Regions from separate parts of the Mus musculus genome. Here region 2 is linked to region 1. A link is a loop called in an ENCODE intact Hi-C map of the cell type or tissue named here. Cell type or tissue: heart. All regions are shown on one strand. Links, peaks and the distances in the headings refer to the core of each region. The heading gives the core; the rest is flanking DNA.

Region 1 (8,345 bases), core at 184-8,183:
CACACTCTGCAAAAGAAACGCAGACTAATCGCCCAGACCTCCATCCCATCATCCCATTGTTGTGAGCTGCAAAGCGAGAGCTGCGCATGCTCAAGTGGAGTTCAGGGTAAGGTCTAAAACTCTTAAAAGCCAGATATTAGCCAATGAGGAGGTTTTCTAGATTACCAGACCGAAAGAAAAATACAGAAAGAAAAATATAGGATGTAATTTAATAGCAACCTGGAAGTCTACAGCAAAGCACTCAGACTGAGATCGCCACGGTAGGCGTGAAAGAAATGTCTTCACCGATTTGAGACAACTGACAACTTCAGGGATCAGGTTGGACGTTCTCTTTCATCGGATACTTTGCTTTAATGTTGAGAGAGCTACCACCATTTTCTTCCAGAATATTTTTTGAAGGCAGAGTATTTGCTAGGTCGTGGTTTAAGAACTCATTCATTGATTCCTTCATTCCTTCACTCACTGTTTTGTTCTATACATATGCATTGAATTTTAAATGTGCCAGTTATGGTGATTACTGGACACAATCGAGTGTCGGTTGTATTATTTGTTGTGTGTGTGTGTGTGTGTGTGTGTGTGACAAAATTCAATTTAAAGGATAAAAGATCTATTTTTAGCTCAGTTTCAGAGGATTTCTGTCTATGGTTAGCTGGCTCCATTGTTTGGATCTGGTGCACATCAAAACACCACAGTGGTGGCCAACTTACTGTACCCAGGAAGGTGGTCAGTTTATTATAGCCAGGAAGGAGAGAGGGAGGAAGAGAAAGACAGAGATAGAGGGATAGAGACAGACAGAGAGACACAGAGATAATATGAATACTGTTCTAGGACATACCTCTAGTAACCCACTTCCTCCAACTATGTATTACCTTTTCATATAGTGGTCAGCTTCCAATCATGCTATCAGATTATCATTCCATCAATTGGAGTAGCCCATCGATGAAGTCACAGCTGTTATGATCTAGGGATGACCACTCAATGTTGCTGCATTTGGTACTGATCCTTCAACACATTTACCTTTTGGGAGAAAACTTCATATCCAAGCCATAATAATAACAGTAATAATAATGATCATAATAATATTAGTATTATGAAGAAGACAGTGGTATAAGGAAGAAGTAAAGCTGTCAGTGCGTTGATAATTGATAAATACAGGTGATGAGTTTTAAAAGGCTTCCATCTCCCTTCTCGGAATTATGTATACTTGACATTGTCTTTACAAAAGTGCCAATCTGTTCAAAATATTCACTTCTTTCCAATTCCACCATGGTCACCTTCTCTCTAACCCTCTCTGTGTGTGTGAGGTCTTTTTAAGCTGCCGCTGCTCTTTCTAGCCAGCTTCTTTCCAGCAGATAGCAATCATGTCAAACTGAAGTCAGACTGGGTCTTGTTCACTCTGACTTTTGCCTAACCTCCCCAGAGACTCTCTTCCAATCTTGATGAACTGGAAACCCTGGGCTACAAGGCCACTCAGACTCTGCATGCCAATGCTCTCTCCAAACACATCCAACATTTCTCCCTGAAACCCTGCCACCTGGAGGGTTTTGAGTTCCTCAAATAAGCTACCATTCCATTTCAAATTTTTGTCCTATGCCTGGAAACTCTTCTGCTAGTTTCTTTGTATCATTCTGATTTTGTGAATGTTTTCCTTGTTACCACCAAACAGTTTCTCTGCTACCGTTGTTTCATTATCAATACTTAGGTAGCTAGATTGTTAATCTGTTAGTTTTCATTCACTAAAATGTAAGACAGAAGAGAGTCTTTATCTCTCACAAGGTTTTATCCTTTGTGCCTGTAACTGTTACTCAACAAGCATTCATAGGCCTAGATTAATGAACTCATTCACAAAAGAGCCAAGCTTCTGCTCTAGTCATACGTGTGTAGAACTCTGCTCCAGTGAGTGTGTGACTAGAGATCATCCCAGAGACTTCATCTCTCATTTGTACGCATGTGACATACCTCTGTAAGCCAGCTTATCCTCCACTGGATGGAGATACTACCAGGTTATGGCATTATATGACATTTTAATCCCTTGTCTATCAAATGGGAGTCCAAGCAATCTGTCCATACACTAGTTTTTGCATTCTTTCCACCTTCAAAATATTCCTGTTGCTCCTTAAGATACCCTGCTAGGGCTTGTGAGGTGTGGCCTCTTCCCAGTTGTCTACATGGAGTCCTTTCCCAGACACCACTGATTCTCAGGTTCTTCAAGTCCTACTCTTTTCCACAACACACATCCTCCATCTCCTTCAAACTTCTCCTGCATGCTTTGCAGAACTTCCCAGACCACTTGAGGCATCTTGCATTCCAACATTCCAGTCTATTACTAATAGCTTTTATCATATAGATAAATTTCTACTTATTCAGATCTATGGAAATATTTATATTTATTCAGGCTTAATTGGTTCATGTTGGGTTGATTATTATTTCTAACAAGTGTCTATATCCAGGATAATATAATATCTGATTATGGGTATACATGCAATTGTGTTATTAATGATTGCTGATAATAATTACTCAGACATCTAAGAAACTTTTGATTGGTTCTTTGTGAATTTTACATCATGCACCCCAATCTCACCTATCCCCACCCCCCTCCATACCTACCCTCTACCCTTGTAACCTCCCCAACAAAAAAGAAAAAAAAAAACCCAACTCATTGTGGAAGCTGTAGTGTCACAGTGCATCTCAAACTATATATTTTTGTCCACATTTCTTTGCTTGCAAATGTTCATTGCAATGAGTCATTGATCTGGTACCAGGCCTTTGGCTTCTGCTACACTATCAATACTGGAACCTCACTGGGACTCCTCTTAGATATATTGTTGCTGCTCTCTGTCATGGAAATCCTATAGCTTTGGATCTGTAGGGCTGGCTCTTGTACTTACTCCAGCAGTTCATTGATGGGGTAAGACATGGATCTGGGTCTGAGTAGTATCCGAGTTGGCCATGGCCCCTACACCCACACCATCATAGCAAACTCTCCTGCCTTGCCCTTGCCTCAGCCGGAATGATCCAAAGGCAGCTCTCCTGCTTTCATGCCCTATGTTCTGGCTCATTCATATGCACACCATCAAGACCAGATCTACTGTGCTGCCCAGGTAAGGTGCAGGACCTGCCCTCCCAAGTATTGCAGCAGACAAGGGGCTGGGCCAGCTCTCTTGCTTTTATGCCCTCAGGATGGCTCACCCACAACCAGGGCCAGCTCTACACTGTTGCCCAGGTGAGGTGCAGGGCCCCCTCTTCTGAGTGTTTCAGCAGGTAGGGACAGGGACAGTTCTTCCATTCTCATGATGTCTTTACTCAGATTTCCTAATCAGCAACTGCCAAAAAGTGATAATATAAGCATGTTATTCGGAAACAGAATATTACATAGAAATATATACTTGAAATAAATTTAGCAGTTGGGCAACAAGATTTGCTGATGGAATTTTGACAAAATGGGGGAAGTAGAAAATAGAAATGATTTTCATGCTTCTGGTTAAAGAAGCTAGTGATGTTATCACCAGATCCTATATGAGAGCAGCTTAGGATGTGTGAAATATAAAGAGTCTTAGTCAGGGTTTCCATTGCTGTGAAGAAATACCATGACCCAGGCAACCCTTATAGAGGGAACCATTAAATTGGGGCTGACTTACAGCTTCAGAAGCTCAGTTTATTATTATCATAGCAGAAAGCCTGCAGGCAGACATGGTTCTAGAGGAGCTTAAAGTCCTACATCTTGACCCAAAGTCAGCCAGGAGGAGACTTGATTCCATACAGGATGTAGCTTGAACATTTAAAATCTTAAAGCCCCACCTCCACAGTGACAAACTTCCTCTAACAAACTTCCCATAAGGCCATACTCCTAATAGTACAACTCTCTATGGGCCAAGCATTCAAACACACATGAATCTATATGGGGGTCAAACATATTCAAACCACAGAAGTGTATGTATATATATATATATATATATATATATATATATATATATATATATATAAAATGTTTATCTGAATGATTATATCAAGATGGCAATATAGTATTTAAAAAATAGAAAATTGTAGGGTGTAGGTATTGTACTTAAGACTAGGGTTCTGGCAAAGACTACTAAAAGTACATAGAAGAAGAGAAAAATTAATTTTGAAAACCTACAGGTAATTCTGACCAATTAACTTTAAGCAGAACCATACTTAGAATTCAACAGAAAATTAAGCCTATCTTAGGATCCTTTTCCATATCCAACAGTATAAATTAGAGAGGATGACTCTCTTCAATAAAACAAAGAATAGCGTTTCTGTATTAGCCCACAGAAGGGAGAGCAGGCCCTAGGATACTCCTCCAAAGCCAAAACAGCAAGAAGAGAGTATCTTGTTTATTAACAAGATGATACTTCTTAAAAATTTTCTATAGTGTGAAGAGTTTTAAAAAAAACCACCTCTACTTCCAGTGGCAAATTTCTAACATGCTCCTATTATCTTTGAGAGTTTACTTTGTGGTTAAATATGTTGCAAGGCAGAAATTTTGCAGACATAAGCATGTTATAACCTGTTGACCTTAAAACCAGAAGGTTACAAATGGGCCCAACCCTGTCACGTGTGCCCTTTCAAGGCACAGTTCTATTTTTGGTGGCTGAAGAGGAAGTCAGAGGACATCTAAGAGTAAAGAGGACTTGATGGGACTTTGCAGATTTGCAGATGGAGAGGGCCTTATGGCAAGAAGTATGGGCTAACCAGGAAATGCTGATGTGAGTCCTCTCAGCACAGAGATGCTGCCAGCCCTGCATATGGAAGTGTGCCTTCCTGCAGACTCTTCAGAGAGCAGGGTGTCCTGCCTAACACCCTGATTTTGTGACTGTCTAAGCAGAAAGCCCCAGTCATCTGCATGGACTTCAGATATGCAGGCTTGTGAATGGGTTGTGCATCAGAGTACAGTTGAGGCAATATAGAAGAAGACATGGCGGTTTAATTATATTTAGGGTAATGCATGGGTCACCGTATACAACAAAGGAGAGATGAAAGAGTCTGCTAGCCCAGGCATGCAGCTGCAAAGGAGTACACAGACCTGTAGTCAGTGTTGCACCCAGTGCTGGAGGCATTGCAGGACTCCCCCAAGCACTTGTAAAATGTCAAGCCCATTAAGGAGTGCTTGTTCCAAATTCTTTTGAAGAGAATCCAGATTATATGTTGTTATCAACGGAGGTTGAAAGTCAGACGATGTCTGTAGTGTGTATAACCAAGTCAGTTCAAATGTTTTCTAAATCACAGCTCATGATGGTGCTTTCCCAGTACCCAGTTTACTTCCTGACCCACTTGGACTTCTGAAAGACCTCTCTTTAGCAGAGTTTGATTCTGGTTTCTCTAGGGTGATCTGTCCCATCTCTTCTTCCCTGTATCCCCTTTCCCTTTGTCCTTTTCCTTCAACCTTAAAGAGCCAAGCACTGTTCTAAGCCCTGGTATCCTCAGCATGAACAAGTTGCATCAGATCTAGGGTGTAAAGCAGACAAGTCATGGCTAAGGGGTGAGAACTGTGCAGTAAGTACTGTGCGGTAAGTACTGTGCAGTGTGGGTGAGAGAGAATAAGAGAATAGGTAGATGCATATGTCATTAAAGCAGCCAACTCCCACTGAGGAGGGCAGAGTTTCCTGAGAATTAATTGTCACTCTGAAGCCCAGGCTCTCCCTCAGAGCTATCCAGGTGTAGAGCGATGAGCAATTAATTACCAGTGGAGGGTGAAGCAGGAACTTCAGGGCCTCGATGTTCAGATACGATCTGAAGCCAGTTCACACAGCCTTCTGAGCCAGGTTGAGGATTTACGATTCTATCCTAAGAGTCCTGGGAAGCTAATGGGTGACGTTTTAGGAGGACACAGACATGGCTTTGGGATTGTGACAGGTGCGCTAACAGACCAGAGGAATGGGCGATCTGGTGAAGGCAGAGCAGAAGATGATAGTTTGTCTAAGGGATGGCTTTTTTAAAAATTAGATATTTTCTTTATATACATTTCAAATCCTATCCCGAAAGTTCCCTCTACCCTCCCTTCGCCCTGCTCCCCTACCCACCCACTCCCACTTCTTGGCCCTGGCATTCCCCTGTATTGGGGCATATAAAGTTTGCAAGACCAAGGGGCCTCTCTTCCCAATGATGGCCGACATCTTCTGCAACATAAGCAGCTAGAGATATGAGCTCTGGGGGTACTGGTTAGTTCATATTGTTGTTCTACCTATAGGGTTGCAGACAAGGGATGGCTTTTTATAGAAAAGAAGTAGAGAGATTCAAGAGACACACACACACTAAATTAATATGAAGCCATATTAATTTAGTGGCTTCAGAGAGAAAAGCTAGGAATTGAGTTCGACTTGGTCCTTTCTAGTCATATTATATAAGACTTTCTGTGTGCCTGGGTTTGGCCTGGTCCCTTCTAATCACATTGTATAAGACCTACTGTGTGTCTGCATAAATCTCAAGATCACACAGGCACTCTCATAGCTGCCCTCTTTTGATCCCAAGCTTTGGTCCTATGCTTGATACACAGGTAAAGAACATCAGTGAGGCCTAGAGGATGAGATCTAGTCTCCCTCAACCTGAGGGACCAGAAAAGAGCCCAAATATAAAATAATTTGCTGTAGTGGGTGATCGTTTTAATTTTTTGTTGTGCACAGGAATTTGAAAGTCACTCATGTTCTGGGATAACAAGCCAGATAGGTATCTGCCAGATAGAGGTTTTTACATATTTTTGTTCCTACCCCTCTCAGCTTTTCTCTGTCCTCTCCAAATCTCCCTGTAAGAGCAAGAGCATTTAAACGTAAGGACAAGGAAAACAGAACTATCAGTCATTGTCAAATGCTCTATAAATGGAGCCAGAGACTCAGTTCAGAGCTCTGTGTAATGAGGACAGAGGAAAAGGTCAGGGAATCTATCTATCATGTGGTATAGGGTTTCCTTGAAGCGCTCTTGTCTGAGGCTTGTTCACAGGGTGCAAGCTTTTGTGCAGTGAGAGATGCCATTGTAGGACTGATCCTCAAGGCTGCAGCCTCTGCTCTGCTCTGCATTAGGGCAAAGAGAAATGCAATGCAAGTAGATTTGGGGGGAAATTAATTTTTGCCATTTGTGAAAGCAAGTAACTCATATGAACAACTGTTTAACTTATGAAATATTAATTAGATGACTTATAAATTATGTATGTGGGAAAAGAAAACTTGTCAATGGCTGGCTTGAGGATTCAGCAAGCACTGAAATTGGTCACAAAAGGTATTTTGTGCAGCAGGTCATGTTGGGGCGGGCTTTCTCTTGTGCCTGATAATAGTGAATACAGAACTCTTTATATGTAATACCCTGGTAGTGAGAGAGCCAGTCATTTCTATAGAGCATTTATCTTACATGCTGGTCTGCTGTTTAGAAACATAAAAGTTGGTATAAAAATAAACACAGTAGCCTTGAATGTCTAACCCACACCTGTGATGTAAGAAATGAACATTAGACTCAATCTTAAGAAAAGGTTAGATTTCTTGCTTGTAAAGTCTTAAAAGGTGATAAAACATTTTCTTACAAAACCTTTTAAAAATACACCTAATTTGTGTTATTTTCTGGTTTCTTTTCTGTTTTTCATACTGTCCAATGCAGGCAGTGGCAAGATCCATGAATATACTCCAGCACAATGTCATAAAATGATCAATGTCACTCTGAGAAACACACTATTAATACAACTGTCAATTCATATCTTCTAAAAAACCATGTAAACCCTTTTGGCCATAATTTTAATATTCAGTTTCAGTTCAAAGTAATTTATTCTAGTTTAAGTTATAAAATGAAAAGCAAAATGATTAAAAAAATAGTTATTCTGAGTTTATGTCATATTTACCTTTTGATCTGATCTGAATATGGTTGGAAGCCTTAACATTACATTAAGTCATAATCTCCAATTTGTATGCCATGGAGGATTAAATAGGATATTAAATAAATCATATTTCTAATTCTATTCAATTTTCTCCTGCTGTTCCCTTCTTTCCTAACCTCTCTTGAAAAAAAGATGCAATGTTTATTGTGTTTAAAGAAGATACCATGTGCAGAGATGTGCCTCACATGCCTGAGGGCATAAGTTCAGTTGCCAGCACCCACATACAGGCCAAGCCTAGTTGTTCAGTACTGGAATCTCAGGGCTGAAGGATCCCATACAGAAGGAGCCCTGGGACTTGCTGGGCCACCTATCTAGCTGGTTTGCACACTCAAAGCTAATGTCCTTGTTCTGTTTTTCACAAGATCTCGAATGACCACGAGATTGGACCCATGCTTGGCTTGTGCATTTAGTCTTTGGATATCTGAGCTCTACTGTCTCTTCTGTCCTCTAATGTCGCCAAGCTCTGAGT
Region 2 (8,345 bases), core at 307-8,306, 58 kb before region 1:
AGAAACTGCGATTCTAACCTAGTAGGTGGTCGGATTCAAGCTAAACAACCGCTTAGCAGAATCTAAACAGCCAAGATTATGGGCAAACTGTCTTATTTCACACTTAATTAAACAGACTGGATGACAGATTATCAAGTGGGATCTTTAAAGTTTCAACCTTGCTTTTCATAATGCAAAGCTCCCAACCATATGGAGAAGTTTAGAGGTTATACAGCTGGAGAGGATGACCAATCAGTCTGACTGTAGCAGTGCTTGTCCAAGGGGAATGCCACTTAAAGGATGTTAGTGGGCAATTTTCCTTGGATTTTGAGCCAATGTAAGGTAAGAACCTCATTATTAATGGCTTCTACTTCCTAATGGGTCTAATATGTCACTCTGGATGTATGTGGCTCTTGCTAATGCTGTGATTATGTAACTCAATGAATTTTAGTAATTCACAGCTCCTGGGACAGGCTTAGCCTTTTCCCTCCATGAGTCAGACTGACAAATGTTTACAATGTATAGAGCACAATGTCTAAGCTTAAAAGAAATTGGCACTCACAGGCTAAGGTAAATTAGGTATGCGTAAATTTTGATGAAGAGCAGATGCGGTAAGTATGTAACAAGAAAACTGTCTAGGTCAGTGATGGAAACTCTCAAGGTTGAGTAGATTATTATTAGAGAGGAAGAGGGTCTGGGAAGGCACTGCTTTAGGTAGCAGAAGCAATAGGAGCAAGAGTCAGGGCACATTTTAGTGAATAGTAAGTTAGTCCCTGTGCCTGGGTGTTAGAGAATCAACATGTCTTACTTACTTATTGGGAGCCAGTCCTGGAAGCTAGGATGGGTTTCTCCTATTTACTAAGTTGTGAGACTGGGTTACAAAGCAAGTAACAAAGGACTTTTGCTATAGCTGCCCATGGTACAGAATGAAAGAATTATAGGTAATTGCTTTTTTTGATAGGGAAACTTACAACTACTAAACCTTCTAAGAGATGGAGCTGTTGGATAGCTTCATGGATGTTTGGATAAAACTTTGACCACAATGTCTTTTAACTTAGAATGTTATTTGAAAGTAGAAGCCCTGTCCCTGTAGTGACATCTTCCTCCCATCGGTTACAGATTTATTGACTATTTGCATAGCAAATTTTTACTTTTGAAATTGATCTTGTTAAAAATGAAAACACATGTGCATACACATACAAATAATGTTAAGGTAGTTGCTAGTGATTTTTTTTATATTAAAACTAATAAGCATATTGACTGCCAAGACTGTTATGTGGATTTTGGTTTGAGCTCTAACCATTTACAAAGGGTTTGCTATCATCGATCTTATTCTTACTATCAGAAAATGACTTGGTGAGCTGAAAAGTTAGCAGGTGGCTTCAGACACATATGAGATGTGAGATCATGGCATAATGTCTCACAAAAGAATCTAGAAAGAAAGGTAGTGCTGACATCCAATGACCGGCATCAGCAGACATCTGAACAGGGCTCTGTAGAAAGAGACTTGCAGATAAGAGACCTATACAATATAGACTCCCTTAGTCATACTTGGGGAACCTCAAGTTAGCTCAGGAGGCAGAATTAAGAACACAGACAGATCTTGAAGTACCTGGCACCTGCGGCTACTGCAAATAATTAGCAGAGCCCACCTTCTAAAGATATTAATAAAAGCATCCCACGAAAGGTCTGTTTCTGTCAGTTATTTTCCTATACATTTACTCTCAACCTTTAAGAAAATACTCCAAAGCATGCTGCCCACCAGGTAGAGGCGTCAGAGTCAGGATCAGTTTCTATTCACATGTGGAATCATCAGACTGTGAAGGCCAGGTTTTCCTACTAACTGGTGCAATCCATTATTTCTCATGAAAGTAAGATGCATGAATCCTGACACATGACCAAATCACTACTGGTTAAGACAAGACTTGCATGACGTCCAATATCTGTCTTTTATATGTAGAGCTATCAACAGAATTCAGATGCAGAATTCTCACAGAGAAAGCACTGTTGAATGGAATAGAGGAGACACCTTCATTCAGATAAACCAAACTAAAGTTCCAGAGTGTAATCTTGGAGAACGCTGTCTTCAACTTTTTCTTCACTGTGTGTATGGGGGGCGGGATGTAGGCAAGGGGAAGGAAATGATGCATTTGGCATGTTCTAAAGTGAGATATGTCATCACTTTCAATGACTTAGAGATTTGAAACAAATACAGCTATCAACACATAGGAAAGGGTTTATATTTAATATTGTTTCCTTTGGAAATTTCTGGTTTTCCAGCTAGGATTTGTTCCACCGCTAGGTTGTTTGGGTTCACTCTGATTTATTGCTGAGTTCATACATCTCTTGTCTCTTCTGTTCTAAGGGGAAAGAAGTCATTGATATTAGCCGTATGACAGTGGCAGCATGTGTCCCAGTGGATGATAACCCTGGCTATAGACTGTAAGCCTGAGTCTGCAGAGACTGACACACAGAGTACAATGACAGGAATTTAAGTAAGTGTGTCACAGAGCTCGTGTTTCCCTAGAGATAGCTGGGTGAATGGCAAGGAAATGCTCTGACGTTCTTAGTGATGTATTTAAAGCAGTTAGTACGCCCTCCCTCCCTCTGCTCCCTTGTTACATGGCCATTGCTATTTCTATTAAAAAAAAAAAAAAGGCAGTTTGAATTTGTACAAATGGATAATTCCATACTTGCAAGGGTGAGAAATGGTTCTTTAAAGCCAGTATTGACTTGATGATGGTAATAATAATAATAATAATAATAATAATAATAATAATAATAATAATAATGAAGTTCTGTCAGAATACGAGATGAAGAACACAATTTAAACACATTCCTTAAAGGCCCTCGTGCAGTTAGGTGAGCTTTCCTGAATAATGGGATAGATATTTCACTACAGTTAGCATTTGATCATGACTCTGAAAATAACAACTGAAAAACTGTGAAGTGGGTGTTCATATGGGTGCCTTATTAGAAGGACTGGTGTAGCTAGGCGGTGGTGGCACACGCCTTTAATCCCAGCACTTGGGATAGAAGAAGAACTGCTGTGTGGTAATAGCAATCATGACAATCACGAGCCTCAAGCCCACTAAGCTACAAGTCGAAAGCTGTACTCAAAGGAGTTTGTACTCAAGCCTGAACCACTCCAGTTATAATAGGCAGAATCTTCCAGACAGAACTTTCCAGACAGATGAACCTCCAAATATCCTTGTTTACTTATTTTCATTTTTATTATTATCAAACAATTCAAATTTAAGAATTTAAATTTTATATTCTTATCAAAAGAATTCTTAAATTTAAATAAATTTTGATCATATTATTCCCTTCCTCTAGCTTTGTCCAGATCCTCTCTTCATCCCTACCCATCCAATTTTATCTACTTTCTCAATAAACAAACAAAAACCCAATACAACAACGTCCCCCTCAAACCAATGAAACAAAATAAAATCACAACCTCTGGGGAGGGGGCAGAAACAAACCCACCAAACTGTAACCAAATAAAAGCACACATAAGAAGCTGTGGAGCCGCATCTGCCCTGGACTTGTTGACGTACCCAGTGACACTCTATTGGAGAGAACTGATTTTGAAAAATGCTCTCAGGAACATGCTGTGGCTGGCCTTGAACTCACTCTGTAGATTTGGTGGGCCTTGTGTTTGTGATCCCTCTGACTCAGCCTCCTCAGTGGCTGGAATTGAAAGGTCTTTGCCACCACCTGACCACACTACATATTTAGAGGTAAGAAATAATTTAATTGTGGGAGTATCTATGCACCACATGCATACCTGGTACCCTTGGCTGTCAGAAGTGGGAGGTTGCAATTCCCTGGAACTGGAGTTACAGATGGCTGTCAGAAAACATGTGGGTGCCGGGAACTCAATCTTGGACTTTTGCAAGGGAAACAAGTGCTCTTAACTACTAAGCTAACTACTGAGCTGTCTCTTCAGCTCCTATTAGATTTAAAAGATAAATCCATATGTACCTTTGACCTTTAAAGATTGTTTTCATCTGTGGTCATAATCCTTTCACTATTAATTTGCAAGAGCTATTTCTGCATGGTGAATGCCAACAGAGATTCTACTTTATTATTTTCATCTAATCTGTGGCATCACTATTTTTTCCTGTAGTAGGGATTACAATTAGAGTCTTCTGCATGCTAGACAAGTGTTCTGCTAGCCCTACACTATAAACTTATTATTCTTTCCTGATTTTAATTGTATACATCTTTATAAATGCATCTGGGGACGATTAGAACGAACTTCTAGAAGCAAAATATAGCTTAATTTTTAGCCCTAAATATAGTTTTTTTATCCACCCCGAGACCATGTGTTGAATAACATATTCATGCTGAACCAAACCTCAAAGGAATATTGAGTTAGTTAGACAAAAACTCCCAAAAGAAAATAAAGACCAGACGAGAAGCAAAGAGTGTCTTTTCTCAGCGAAGAGACACAGACTTGTAGATTTCTGTCAGGGACTGCAGAGAGGTGAGAGATCAAAGAAGGACCAACAATGGGACTGAAATTCAGGCCACATGAGGTGCTGATCTTGAAGATCTGAATATCTTGTGGTGAGCTACATGTAACTATTCACTGTGATCTTGCCTCTTGGTGTTTCCCGGTGTTGACCATATCAATCAATTAGGAGACAAAGTATAGAAGCAGAGCAAGTTGCAATAAGCTATTGCCATAAATGAGGGGATTTTATATTACATAGAAACCTTGGGAAAGAGGAACAGGATGAATTTATGATAGGCAGTGTCTTAGTTAGGGTTTTATTGCTCTGAACAGACACCATGACCAAGGCAACTCTTATAAAAAACAACATTTAATTGGGGCTGGCTTACAGGTTCAGAGGTTCAGTCTATTATCATCAAGATGGGAGCATGACAGTATCCAGGCAGGCATGGCACAGGAGGAGCTGAGAGTTCTATGTCTTCATCCAAAGGCTGCTAGTGGAAGACTGACTTCCAGGCAACTAAGATGAGGATCTTTTATGCCCACACCCACAGTGACACACCCATTCCAACCAGGTCACACCTATTCCAACAAGACCACACCTTCAGATGGTGCCACTCACTGGTCCAAGGATATACAAACCATCACATGCAGGAATTACCAGGTATGAGATTATTAGTGCTGAGTGACATCATATAAACCAAAGAGGAAACACTTCCTAAAAGAAGCAATAATGACAAATAGTTAATGAGAGATGCTGTGTGCAAGACAAAGAATGAGTTTCATTTTTTTCTGGTAATGTAGGGGAGGGGTCAGTCTACTGTGTCAGAACCTTGCAGTTGAGTGGTGAGACAGAAGCATACTCTAGTGGGATTTCCATCTTTCATCCTCCTTGGAATGTCTGCAATTCACATAGATACCATAGAACATAGAAGATGCCTATCCCCTCTTTCCTGACCTCAGTGTTGGGCTCAGAGTAAACTTCTCAGCAGTTAGGCCAATTCTCCACAATACAGCAGTTTATCCATGTTCATCACCAGGACCAAGATAAACCAATGGGTTCTTTTCCCTGGGCCTTAAACATGTATTTTAACAAACAGAGTGTAAGTCCCTCTGGATGGTAAAAACTACGATGCACTGGATTTTTACTCCTTACCAAAGTCATATATTGAAACATCACTCTCCAGTGTGGTCACATTTCATGGTGAGGCCTTTGTGAGGGGATTAGGTCATGAGGGGGAGTTCACTAGAATGAGATTGACACCTTATGGGTGACTGAGGAGTCGGGGTTGTCTCCTCTCACTGTGTGAAGACAGAGAATATACTGAAGCTTGTGGATTTGAAAAATGCCCACTTCAGACAATGAATCTGCCAATGTCTTGGACTTGAGCTTCCTGTCCCACATAACTACATTTATTTTGTAGGTCATATACCACTCTGATCACAGCATTATGATGTACCAAGATAGAAGTAGCAATGTTCAGAGGTGCCAACACAGCACTGTGCACCATCTAGCTCAGAAACCTGCTTTCCTGCTGCATGAAGAAATCTTATGCGTATCACAAAAAGCTAAGCCAACCTTGAGAAGAGGTGTAGAGTGTAGCTGGAGTCCAGGGTTCACTCTGGGTACATCCTGTGGGTTTGAATGCATGTATTGTATGCATTTATTCAAGGCTGCTGCCTTTGGTGTCTTCATCTTGCTTTATCACTGTTCTTCTTCTAAGTCCACGATGTGCCCTTTGCTCTACATTCCTGGAGCATTTTCCCCTTAAGACATGAATAAGCCCTCATAAGATTGTCATTTCTGGTCATTGTCAAAATACCAGACTGTCTGGTGCAGACTCATTGGAAGTACTGACTTCTGTACACAGTCCCCAAACCAGCCCTCCTGTGAACATTCTCTTATTTCCCTCAAAGACTTGTGGATACTGTTCCACCTCCTTTTCAGGTTGCTAGTGAGAATCCTTTGAAAAGCCATTTTCATTGTCCTGAAACTTATATCTTTGGTATTAATATTCCTTCCGTGTAAAAAGCCTTTAATCCTAGTCCCATAGCATCTGTCATTGTACTGTTAAATAGAGTTACTTTGCCACACTAAATATTCTCTCTGCATTGTCTGCTCTTTACTCTTTATTCTGGCAACCATCCTGACTCTACAATTTTAGCATTTTCTGAATACCATATAATAGTCAGATTTTCTAGATATTGATCTTTTTCCATTATAAACATACATTTAAGCTTCCCTCGTGTATTTTCATGGTTTGATATTTCATTTGTTTGCATTATAATAATAAACCCACCTACCACACCTTAATCCCTCTCCCTCCCCCTCCCCTCCCCCTCCCCTCCCCCTCCCCTCTCTTCTCTTCTCTTCTCTTCTCTTCTCTTCTCTTCTCTTCTCTTCTCTTCTCTTCTCTTCTCTTCTCTTCTCTTCTCTTCTCTTCGTATGAATACTGGCATGGGTGTATATGCACCACATGTGTGCCTAGTGCCTACAGAAGACAGAGAGATCATTGGATCTCCTGGACCCGGAGTTACAGATGGTTTTATGAAGCTCTGTGTGGGTCCTGGAAAGGGAACTCAGGTGCTTTTAAAGAACAGTTAGTGCTCTTAACTACTAAATTTTCTCATCAGCCCCAAACCGAACTTAACATGTTCAGTTGCTAAAGAAGATAAAGTTGTAAACATCCAGGATTGATTGTTTTGTGTGTGTGTTAAGCAGCATTACTGGATTATGTTTGGAGAGTATGGTTAGTTTTATATGAAACCGTCCAATGGTTGATCAATGTGCTGTTTTGAACCCCTACTGATGGATGAGTATTCCTGCTGCTCTACATTTTTTTCAACAAGATTTGTTACAGTGCAGAAAATAAGAGACTGCAGAATGCTCAGGCTTAAAGGAAGCAAATATACTGCCTTCCACCCCCAGGCTTGGGGATCACTGAAGGATAGCGGTAAAATGAATGCAAGAGCAAGAAGTATTAGATAACAAGAAGACATTTTCTGGACATAGCAGGGCAGCTGCACATATGAGCTCACAGTGGTTCTGAAAGCATGCAAACACAAGCCAGCCTGAATCCCAGGATGGACAGAGGAGTTGGGCACACCATGGGACTGAGGGCAGTTATTAGGTGCTGGGAGAGGGGGAGACAGTTTTCTCTAAGGGTGTAGCCACTCATAAATCAATCATCCTCCATTGGAAGATCACAGATCTAAGAATATTTGGGCAGCATAAATTAGTCTTGAAGGGTTTAAAAAATAAGGACACAAGATTAAATAGGTAGGGAAGTGGAATGGATTCAGGAAGTTGGAGAGGGGGATGAATATTATCTAAACATATTACACAAAACTTTTAAAAATCTAGTCAGGAAAAGGAAAATAATAAATTAGAACATGATTGGTATTTCTGTAATGGTCTCCATCTGCTGCAAAGAAGCTTCTTTGGTGAGAGATGAGAACATTTATCTGTGGGCATCAGGACAAGTATTCAGAAATAATACTGGTCTAGAAAGAGCCTTATCAGGTTCCGCTCTGGGTCCCATGACCTTGTCAGCCATGGGGAAGTTGGTCAGAACTACAGTATCACGCTTGAATTTCCACCCATTGAGCAAGAGAGAGGTGTGAGTATCTTAAAAGTGTCCAGAAAGGTCGACGAAGAAGACCTACCCAGTAGGGAAGCTCATGGAGAAAATAAACTATATGCTCTCTGGATAATGAAGGAAACTGGTTGGCAAGAATCCAGAGGAGTACATTGGACATATATCAAAGGCAACATTCTGGAAAAACCGATGAGTATGGGTAGACTAGGGAAGAAGGCCGAGGCAAAATAGGTAGAGGGTTAAAAAGAAGAGTAAAGCCAAGGTTCCAAAAGAACAAGTTTACCCAATAATAGGGGCTGAGAAGTATT

Evidence for each region. Hi-C counts contacts between places; a loop is a spot of excess contacts. Peaks named below come from ENCODE experiments on the same cell type or tissue, not always from the same donor. Only the 100,000 strongest peaks of a DNase experiment are listed, where the experiment ranks them.
Region 2: a loop joins it to region 1, with 2.2 times the contacts of the local background. A loop is called at or near these places in 2 of 42 quality-filtered maps.

What each region holds. Positions count from the first base shown.
Region 1 is chr14:103,941,304-103,949,648 of GRCm38, forward strand. No RefSeq gene overlaps it. Among named protein-coding and RNA genes, the nearest start is that of 4930518C04Rik, 47 kb to the left of the region's middle. In heart, for the core only: no CTCF peak of the experiment used is centred there; a DNase peak (open chromatin) is centred at 4,688.
Region 2 is chr14:103,882,975-103,891,319 of GRCm38, forward strand. No RefSeq gene overlaps it. Among named protein-coding and RNA genes, the nearest start is that of 4930518C04Rik, 12 kb to the right of the region's middle. In heart, for the core only: no CTCF peak of the experiment used is centred there; no DNase peak of the experiment used is centred there.